2 separate regions of the Homo sapiens genome follow, and region 1 is linked to region 2. A link is a loop called in an ENCODE intact Hi-C map of the cell type or tissue named here. Cell type or tissue: Calu3. All regions are shown on one strand. Each heading gives the region's core, and the rest is flanking DNA. Links, peaks and the distances in the headings are about the cores only.

What was found. Hi-C counts contacts between places; a loop is a spot of excess contacts. Peaks named below come from ENCODE experiments on the same cell type or tissue, not always from the same donor. Only the 100,000 strongest peaks of a DNase experiment are listed, where the experiment ranks them.
Region 1: it touches region 2 in a loop (4-fold over the local background); 5 of 110 quality-filtered maps call a loop at or near these places.

Annotation. Positions count from the first base shown.
Region 1 is chr4:23,133,284-23,138,670 of GRCh38, forward strand. All of the region lies in intron 12 of LOC105374524 (a long non-coding RNA gene), which reads left to right. Among named protein-coding and RNA genes, the nearest start is that of ADGRA3, 620 kb to the left of the region's middle. In Calu3, for the core only: no CTCF peak of the experiment used is centred there; a DNase peak (open chromatin) is centred at 2,718.
Region 2 is chr4:22,894,727-22,900,113 of GRCh38, forward strand. No RefSeq gene overlaps it. Among named protein-coding and RNA genes, the nearest start is that of ADGRA3, 380 kb to the left of the region's middle. In Calu3, for the core only: a CTCF peak has its summit at 2,992 (motif pointing right); a DNase peak (open chromatin) is centred at 2,995.

The sequences.
Region 1 (5,387 bases), core at 186-5,185, 240 kb after region 2:
TATGTTTTCCTATGTGAATATTTCTATAGTACCTATCACTTGAGCATGCTATGGATTATTTTCTTTCATAGAAAATAACAACACATGAAATAGTCCTTTAGTAATATTTTCTTTTTTCTTTTCTTTTCTTTTTCGAGCCAGAGTCTCACTCTGTCACCCAGGCTGGAGTGCAGTGGTACAATCTCAGGTCACTGCAACCTTCGCCTCCTGGGTTTGAGTGATTCTCATGCCACAGCCTCTGGAGTAGCTGGAACTATAGGCACCTACCACCACGCCTGGCTGATTTTTGTATTTTTAGTAGAGATGGGGTTTCACCATGTTGGCCAGGCTGGTCTTGAACTCCTGACCTCAAGTGATCTGCCCACCTCGGCCTCCCAAAGTGCTGGGATTACAGGTGTGAGCCACTGTGCCTGGCCACTGGTAATATTTTCTAGCAGGATGTATTAATCCTAGTCATTTAATTATTGAGAAACTGAGGTATAAAGGAATGAGTCTATGGTGAGCAGTTCGCATTGAACTTATCCTCTTCTAAATAAGAAAGGATATAACATTCATTAAGCATCTAATTCCACACCTATTTTCTCATTAATTTGTAGCATATACTCTTTATAGCAATCGTTGGGGAAAGCACCCTAGTATTGTCTGTTTCTCTCTGCGTTGTTGCCTTTCATTCTGATGCCATCATAGCACCTTTATCATTCACTCTTTCTAATAAGACTGTAAATTATTTATGGGCAACGATGGTGCTTTGAACTTGTGTTTCTCTGTCATAATGCCTAGCATAAATACTCGAACACAGTCTAATCAAAATGTCAATCGTGACAAGAGATGCCTGCCAGACCAGTTGTTGGAGACCTCCAGTTTTAACTTAAGAGGCCTCACTTATGCTGTGTCTTTGGGAGAAAGTGAATAGGGGCTGAAGGGATATAGGAGGAAACCAGGGAGAATCTTCATCCTGCAAGATTTCCCTCAGATCAACGTTGTCTCCGTAGTTTCTCTTGTGGGAGCCTTACCCTTTACTTATGCCATGTTGAATAGAGGGAAGGACTTAACAGAAGGGATTTATGGCTGAAAGCTTCCTTAATTATAGGCTAGTATAATAAGTCCTTCCACTATCTTAATGATTGGGGAATTAAGAAGCTCCTTAATAGAAATTGACAGGTTCCATTGTCATTGCAAAGAAGGTTCTGTTATGGTCTAGAGTACCCTGCCAACCATCCAAGGATTTAGGGTTCCCCAAAGGCTCATTAACATCTTAGACCATAAGGTCTCCAAAGGAGGCACTAATGGTCCACCTCGTTATGATCTGAGGATAATGACTGCTTGACATCCATATCCATTGAGATGATAATCGCTCTGTAAAAACTGTTATGATGTCAGCAGCCAAAAAAAAAAGAAAATCTCATTTGCACTTTATAATCTTTGGTTTCTAATATAGTATTTAAATTATGCTAGAATTATTTTATGAATCTGGCTTAATAGAGGCAATGCATATGATGCTCTTTAAAAAAAATTAAAAGTCTCTTTTAAAAAAGTTGTTATCACCCTTATATCACTGCATAAATGAAGGGTAAGATTAGTAAAGCTCTTATAGCACCGAAATACTTATGAGTAATTGAATAAAAAACAAAGACTTAAATTTCCCTTAATTTACATACACATTTACTCCAGGGAGTGAAAAGAAATTCTCTTCTTAGAATGCCCCCAAACAGAGAAAAAAAGCTCATAGTGGTAATAATACTAATAGGAGAGATTGTCAACTCACGCCGAGTGCTTATTATGCATCTTGTCCTGCACTAAGTAATTTTCCTGCATCTCATTTTCATCTTCGCTGAAACATCTCTGAGGGGGCATCTCTCTTGCCCTCACTGTACAGATGAGAATAGGGAGGTGCACAGTGGTGAAAGATGCTGTCCGTGATCTTCAAGGTGGTGCATAGCAAGGCGTGATTCAAATTGATTCACTCTGGATTCAGACTTGTGCTGTAACGATGAGGATTGTGTGCCAGAAAGAGTTATGGGTTTCAGAATCGGGAGAAATGGGCTTATGCTTGGCCACTAACTAGCTGTGTGAACTTGGAGAATTTATTTCACCTCTTGGGACATTCTGGACTAGTAAATCTTGAAAGCATTTTTTACTACCAACGTTTATACTGACAAGGACATCTCAGTAGCAGAACTGAAATCAGAATTTTCACATTACTCTCTCAATAGCTACCAGTATTCATGAGTAGTAACATCATCGTTTTCCCATTGTAATTCAGTTTGGCTGAATGGTTTTCCACTTTGGTACGAAAGTGCTGATTTTAAAATAATCTTACTGCTTATAGAAAACATATGGAAAAAAACCATCCCATATTATTGTTTAACTCTGTAAAGTATACCAAAAACCATTTTTCCAATCAATTTCTATTTGACTTTAAACAAGGGAAAAATGGAGATGAGTGTAAACAAAAATCTATTAGTCAGTGTTAGTACAGCCTTTTTATAGCTCTAAGCATTTCCCTGTGTATAAACATAAGAAAGCAAATTAACATTTTAAAGAGATTTCTCTATTGGGTTATATTTAATAACAAACCAGCATAAAAAGAAGGAATCTTGTAATAATAATTTTCTAAAAATCTGCAGATGCTCTTACAGCCTTGAAGCTTAGCTATTTGTTGGAGCTAAAGCTGCAATACCCAGATTCTTCCACTAGAGGGGTGAATTGTTCCTAATGAATAAGATCTCATTGTCTGGGGAGGGGGACAGACTGGTGCTGATAACTTACAATGATACTGTGGACTCCAAAAATATACTTGGAGTGGCCTTTACCATAATATTCATATTCAGTGAAACTAGCTATAGGACAGAGTGATAGAAAAGAGGTTTTAACTATCAAGTCCTAATGGAAGTACAATCTTGTTATTATGAAATTATTTAGGCTATGGATGGGAAAAGAAATAGTTGTATTCAAGTTGTAACAAAAGATGTCAATTTGGCTGCAGAATGATAGATGAAAATAGAACTTCTGGGGGACAGTATGGTAATTCTGAGTATCTGAGGAGAAAGTTCACTGAGAACCTCAAACATTTATGGTTACTACAGTTGTCTTGCAGAAATACATTCATTGCAATTTTTACACAAAACATGATTAATTAGAAAAACAATAGGCCTGGGCATAAATAGCCAACATTCTCTACTTTGTTTTTTAAGGAGAAAGGAATGTACTGCTGACAAATTCTCTTCAGCTGCACAGTTCATTTCCTATTTGCTACTGCGTTCTCCAGGGATAGTGAAATGTCTGACTGTAGCAGGCAAAATATTGAAGGAATAGAAGTGTCATAAGCCACAAGATTGGCCAAAAATATATATTAGCATGTCCTGACAATCATTGTTTAAAAAGTAAAAGTCAAAAACTAGTTTCTAGTGTTCTAGCAAAAGCAGAAATGCTTTAAGCAAATAATTTCAAGTTATTTCCAGTCCAATGTTGCACATTGACTTTATGTGCACAGAATGTAGACATCATTTTGACATGTTGCTGATGGAAGAGATGCAAAGAAATAAAAATGAGCAGAAAAGAGGTATTTCAAAGGAGGCATATATATATATATATATAATTTTTTTAAGAGAAATTCATATGTTAGAGGTTGTTTTCAGTAGTTTCCAAGTTTTTTAAAGGATCCTTCTTGAGGAGACTTTATATAAAACTCTCCATCAATGCACAGTCCTTTCAGTTTGTGTCAAGGAACAGTTTCTGACACAGTAAGAAATACTAGCTGGTGTCTGGGATAAAATTTACTTCCATCTCACACACACACACACACACACACACACACACACACACACACACACAGAGTCAATCATTATTCACAGATCCTGTATTTGCAAATTTGTCTACTTGTTAAAATTTATTTGAAACCACAAAATCCATATTTCAGGTGATTGTTGGTCATTCCTAGGCATGCATGGGGTGGGAAAATTTTGATCTGACCATATGCAAATACCCAGCTGAGGCTGACATAGCAACACTCTGCCTTCTTATTTCAGCTCTGACTGTAAACAAGGGTCTTTTTGTGATCCATTTAGTGCCTTTTTTTTTATTTGTGCTTTTTTGTTGGTGTTTTAAAATGGCCCTTAAGTGTCATGCTTAATTGCTGTCTAGTGTTCCTATGTGCCAAAGGCTGGGATGTGCCTTACAGAGAAAATACATGTTCCAGATAAGCTTGCAAGTTCAATGTTAATGAATCAACAATAATATTTAAAAAGATGACTTTAAAACATGATTATGTATTGGTCGATTGATTGAAATGTGACCAGAGGCTCACAGGAACCTGACCTTTCCTTTCCCTTAGGAAAGTTCAGTGCCCATTAGCTCAGTGTTGGTGGAGACTTCATAGAACACAACTACTGTGAATAATAAGAATCACATGTGTGTGTACAGAGAGTGGAAGGGAAAGGGAGAGAGAGAACAGAGGAAAGAATCATAATTGTGAATAACAAAGTGTCCTTCACTTTGGAATATTCCTCTCTGCTGACAAAGACAAAAGCATTTATTTTAATTTTTGCATTCAAACCAAACTCAATAGAAGTAGATCAAATACTCCAAAACTGATGAAGGGGAAAACACCCCAGTACAACAAAGGCTGATAGTAAACCATTACCAGCAGTATAAATGAAGATTTGGTATAATAAGTATGTGTCTGCCAATAGCATAAGGTTAGCTCTAGTCTGCCCAGGACTCCATCCCAGCTACGCCAATTGCTACAAATGTGATCTTAGATGATTTATGAAAAACCTTTAGCCTCAGCTTCTTCATCTGAATAAATAGAAATAATATCTATTCAAATAGTTTCCATGAAGTTTGTATAATTTATATAATACAACAAGCATAATGATTATCTTATCAATGAGCATTATTTTACCTTTTGTATTCATTTTTCCTAACAGTTTTTCTTCATATTCCATATAGAAAAAAAAATTAAGACTATGCTCTAAGCAATAGCTTTTAATTTAGGATCAGTCATTTATGATCTCCAGCGTCACCCAGCTCCTTAGCATTTCTCCACAGTTCTTCTGTGGTCCTTTGTCAGTCAGTTCCTGTACCCATTTCTTACAATACTTATCTGAAGCTGTTTCCCATATTCTCCTCCTTCTACCCTATCATTTCCTTTGCTCCTCTCTCACATGGCCTGGATGTCTACCATAAAGGACTGAATGTTTGTGTCCCCCCAGAAGAAATTGTGGTAAAATCTCACTCCACAATATGATGGTGGGAAGGTGAAGCCTTTTGGAGGTAATTTGGGTCATTAGTCCTAAAAAATGAGACTATGGCCCTTATAAAAGAGGTCCCAGACTGCTCCCTAGCCCTCTTTCCACCACGTGAAGTTACAATGAGGAGTCAGTAGT
Region 2 (5,387 bases), core at 265-5,264:
TAAATATTTACTGAGGAATAACCATGTTCCAGGACCTGATTAAGGTCTTGGAGACACAGAGGTGAACAAGGCAGAAAAGGACCCTGATGTCTTCTGGTTTATATTCTAGTGGGAGAGGAATGGGCAGACAATTAAAAAGTAAATAAACCAGAGAAACAGAGGGAAAAGTGATTTATCCGTTTACTCTTATTGGAATGTAAACTTGAGAACAAGGATGGTGTTTGTGTTTTCGGCATTATATGCCTAAGGGCCTGGAAGAGCTTCCAGCACAGAGCAGGAGCTCAATCAATACTTTCAATTGACCAAAAATAAAATAGTAAATAACAGAAAGTACCGAGTAGAAAGTAAAATGATGATGTGACACAGGGGGACTGATGAATTACTTCAGATTAGGTAATCAGGGAGAGCCTCATTGAAGAGATTGCCATTTGAACCAAGGTCTGAAGGACTAGAAGAAGCCAACCATGCAAATACCTGGATAAATAACACCCCAGACTCAAATGAACAGCTAGTGCAAAGGCCCTGAAGGTGAGAATAGGCTTGATGGTCTTTAGCCAAAAAGAAAAGAGTTAGTGTCCTGAAGGATGAGGAGTTAGGAGGATAAGAGATAAAGCCAAATAAATGAACAGGACAATGTCACGTGTGTCCTAGCAGGCTATTAGGATGAGTATGGATTTTATTTTAAATGTGATGAAAACCACTGGAAGGCTTTAAACAGGAAGTCAGGAAACTAACACAATCTTTAGTAGTAGCTCAGGAAAAAAGTAATAGAGGCTTAAACTAAGGGGTAGGGATGGAAATGGAAGGAAAGGGTCAATGTTACTCATTGATGGGCTACTCATTAATGGTTTGGATATGGAGAGGAGTGTGTGTGTGTGTGTGTGTGTGTGTGTGTGTATGTGTGTGTGTGTGTAAGGGAACTGGCAAGTCAAGGATGACTCTTAACTTTCTGACCTTGTTTTTTTGGACAGAGTGTTGACATTTCCTTAGATGAGGGAGGCTGGGACCAAAGTCTGTATTAGCTTTCTAGAGCTATATTAACAAAGTAGCACAAACTATGTGGTTTAAACAACAGAATTTATTCTCATGATTCTGGAGGCTAGAAGTCTGAGATCAAGCTGTCTGTTGCTCGGATTGATGCCCTCTGAGGTCTGTGAGAGAGAATCTGCTTCATGCTATGGTTTGAATGGATCCTTTCCAAAATTGAGGGGCTGCCAATGTGACAGTATTTATTTATTTACTTTATTTATTTATTTATTTTTTTGAGACGGAGTCTTGCTCTGTCGCCCAGGCTGGAGTGCAGTGGTGCTATTTGGCTCACTGCAAGCTCTGCCTCCCGGGTTCACAGCATTCTCTCGCCTCAGCCTAATTTTTTGTATTTTTAGTAGAGACGAGGTTTCACCATGTTAGCCAGGATGGTCTCTATCTCCAGTCCTCGTGATCCACCCGCCTCAGCCTCCCAAAGTGCTGGGATTACAGGTGTGAGCCACCGCACCCGGGACAGTATTAAGAGGTGAGGCTTTTAAGAGCTGATGAGCTGATGAGGCCCTGAGGGCTCCTCTCTTGTGAATGCAATTAAGTCCTGTATGGTAGAGGCTTCACACAGCATTCAGTCCCATACAACTTCTGCCACGTGAGCACATGGCACTCCTCCCCTCCGGAGGAGCTGCCCTCACCAGATGATTGAACCTGCTGGTTCCTTGATCTTGGACTTCCCAGCCTCCAGAATGGTGAGAAATAGATTTCTGTTCTTCATAAACTACTGAGACTCGTATTCTGTTACAGCAGCGCAAGTGGACTAGGACACTGCCTCTCTCCTAGGTTCTGGTGGTTGCTGGAAATCCGTGGCCCCCCTTGGTTTGTAGATGCATCGCCCCATTTCTGCCTTCATCTCTACCTGGTGCTCTTCCTATGTGAGCAGGTTGAGTGGGGAGGGGAACTCACAGTTTCTCTTTTGGTCATTTTAAATAAGATTTGACTGTTAGACTCAAAGCAGTGATATCAGTTACTGTAGGAGAGCAGAGAAAAAAGAGTCAGATCACAGCTGGGAAGGTTTCATGGAGAAAGGGCTAAGGATGGATAGAGCTTTGGCACCATCAAATGTCAGGCTCCTCTGAGACTCCCAAGCCATTTGGATAAATAAATGGATAAACAAGTGTGTTGTAACTACAGAGAAACATTTATTGTTTTTCCCTTCACAGAGGGGAAGATTACCAAGAAATTATTACTTGTTATTCTGATCAGTAACTTTCACCATTTCCAGACGGAGCTGACAGCTACCCAGCAGGGAATGCTGAGTTAGAAATATCCCTTGCTTCCCAGTAAAAGAATTTCTTTTTCTGTCTCTGCTAAGACAGCAGGTCTCTACTGCTGTTGGTTTAGTCTTGCCTGTGACCTGCAATATAAAATGAAGATAATGGGGAAAACAAAATCACTGGATTGGAAATGACTCTTACTGCTACCTCGGCATGATTAGATATGATTTTAGGAATCTGCAAAAAATTCTAGTCTGGTCGTGTAGCTTCCTTGATGAAAGACCTTTACTTGCTTCCCACTGCTTTTAGACATGAGACTCCAATCCTAAACTTTGCCAAGAAGAGCTTGCATGTGCTGGCTTGGCCTAATTCTCTCTTCTCTGCATTCCAGTCTCAGTGGCCTTCCTTTATTTCTCATCCGACTTCCTAACACAACTTTCTCCCTTTTGACTTAAGAACTTTGTATGTATGACAAGCACCTCCCTTGTAAACTTGAGCTTTTTTCCCCCCTCCCTCTTCAATCTTGTTTTTTATTTATCCTCCAGGTGACTGAAGTGCCTAAGCTTTTAAGGGGCATCCTAACCTATTCCATCCTTGTCACTTGGTATTCCCCACTCGTCTGCTGCTTCTTTCTGTAATGACTTTCAAAGGAATAAGTAGGTTTTGATGGTGAATCTTTTGTAAACTATGAAATTTTATGATATTCTCTGCATCACCACTAGGGGGAGGGCTGCCCAAGTTTTATGGTTCAGAGCTTTGGTTACAGCTTACCTGATGGAATGAAGTCCAAAAGAAGAAAGTTAAGGACAGCCGCCCAACCACAGTGGGGAAGCCGGAGGGGAAGGCAGTGTTAGTGCTGGAGCATTAAATAAATAAAATAACACAGGGCAAAAAATTAGAGGAATGGTCACTGGTGATTACAGATGTTAGAAACGTAGCATTAGTTGTTTAAAAATGGATAATAAATGCCTTTGAGAGAAGACATCTTTGCAAAGGGTACTGCTAGAAGCTTTGCTGAGTGGGGGCTCTTTATTTACTATCTTTTTTGTTGTTGTTTGTTTATTTTATTTTATTTTTTTGAGATGGAGTCTCGCTCTGTCGCCAGGCTGGAGTACAGTGGCACAATCTCGCCTCACTGCAATCTCCACCTCCCGGGTTCAAGCGATTCTCCTGCCTCAGCCTCCCCAGTAGCTGGGACTACAGGCACCCACCACCACGCCCGGCTAATTTTCGTATTTTTAGTAGTGACGGGGTTTCACCATGTTGGCCAGGATGGTCTCAATCTCATGACCTCGTGATCCACCCGCCTCGACCTCCCAAAGTGCTGGGATTACAGGCGTGAGCCACTGTGCCCGGCTTATTTACTATTTCTTGTTCCCTCTCTGCCCCACTAGAGGAAACTGAAGAGAATCACGTAGAAAATTCAACTGGGAATTATGTAAGACTTTTAATAGAACTGATTTTTGGTGGAGGTGGAGGGTGGGAGAACATAACAGGGCAAGAGGGTGGTGGTGAAGAGCTTGGACTCTAGTGCTGGCATCTTTGCATTTGACTCCCAGCTCTATTATCAATTAGTTGGCTTACCTTGGATAAGTTACATTACTTCTCTATACCTTAGTTTTCTCATCTCTAAATTGAAAATAATATTAGTCCTTAGAGGGTTATTGAGAGAAGCAATAACAGCTGAAAATGTCATGCTTATTACGTATCAGACATTATCTTAAGCACTTTATATCTGAATCCTTTAGTCCTCACATCAACCCTATGAAACAGGGATCATTGTTATTATTATTATCTCTATCTTACAGCTGAAGAAAAGGGGGCATAGAGGAGTTAGAAATTTGCTAAGGTCACACAGCTAGATGTGACAGAGCCAGGATTCAAGCCCATCAGGTACTTAGTGCCTGGTTTAACTTAGGTACTCAACACACATTAGACATTATTCTGCAATTTCCTGGCTAATCGCTGCCTAGCTGTAGTTGTGGTTTAACAGTCAGGCATCTATTTTTCATCATCTCACTTTGTGTGAGAGGATGTAGGGAGGGAGTGAAGCCTGGCAGAGGAGAAACCACCCAATGCTTGGTAGGTGCAGCTTCATGACTGGTTTGTCTTGCTTTGTGAGAGGATTCTGGAATGTTTGGGATATGAGCAGTACTATTTCAGAGTCCACTTGTATGCCAGCCTGAGGAAACTGGGGCATCCTATTTTTGTGTAAAACATACCATTGTTGCTTCACTTCCATGAGGCCTGAGAGGATCACAGTGCTGTCTTGGCACCCCCAAGCCCCTCAGCTCACAGTTTGGGGAGGATGGAACCAGGTTCCACCTTGAGCCCCCAGGTGGATATCTTTGTTCTCACTGAGGACTCTGGAGGCAACAATGTGCAGAAGCTGTTTAAAGGAATAGGATTTCAACCAGCATGCTGAAGGGAAACAAGAAAACCCTTTATGAGAACATGTCGCCCACCCTGGGGACCTCTAGAAATAGAGAATTTAGAATTGGGAAACCAGGAGACTGTTAACATGTGGGTGAGATCAACAGGCATCCAAGAGTGACTGCCCTCAAAGGGAACACATTCAAACAGGCTATTAGGCCTTGGGTAATAGGATAAATATGGATCTATTTCCTTCCAATTAAGCTATTCTCTCTATTTTATGAAAGGGATAGGCCTGATATATTGTATAGTATTTATTCTCTGGGACGTCCACCTCATATCCCTCAGGAATCTGTCTTCTTGCACCAACGTTTGATTGATTTGAGAGGTGGAAGCTATAGACAGATACCAAGTTGTAATTCAAGTTGAATTTATCGCTCAATCTTTACACAAAATAGTAGTCAACACAGGTTTTGAAAACATATTCTCTTAGGAGAGTTCCTGATGCTGTTCTATGGGATTTACTATATAAATAAACAACAAAAATCAATATTATTAAAAATCAATATTTTAGTTATTTAACTGACTGGTGTGTCCATCATTTAGAAACAGAAGCATATGCTTGGAACCTATATGTATCCTCAGTATGGGCATCTGTGTTACCTTCTAGAGTGAGGACAGGTCAGCATCTGCCTATCTGGTTTTATATGATGCCCAGAATCCTGCAGGTTGTAGATGGATGCTCTGTTGGTATTCTTT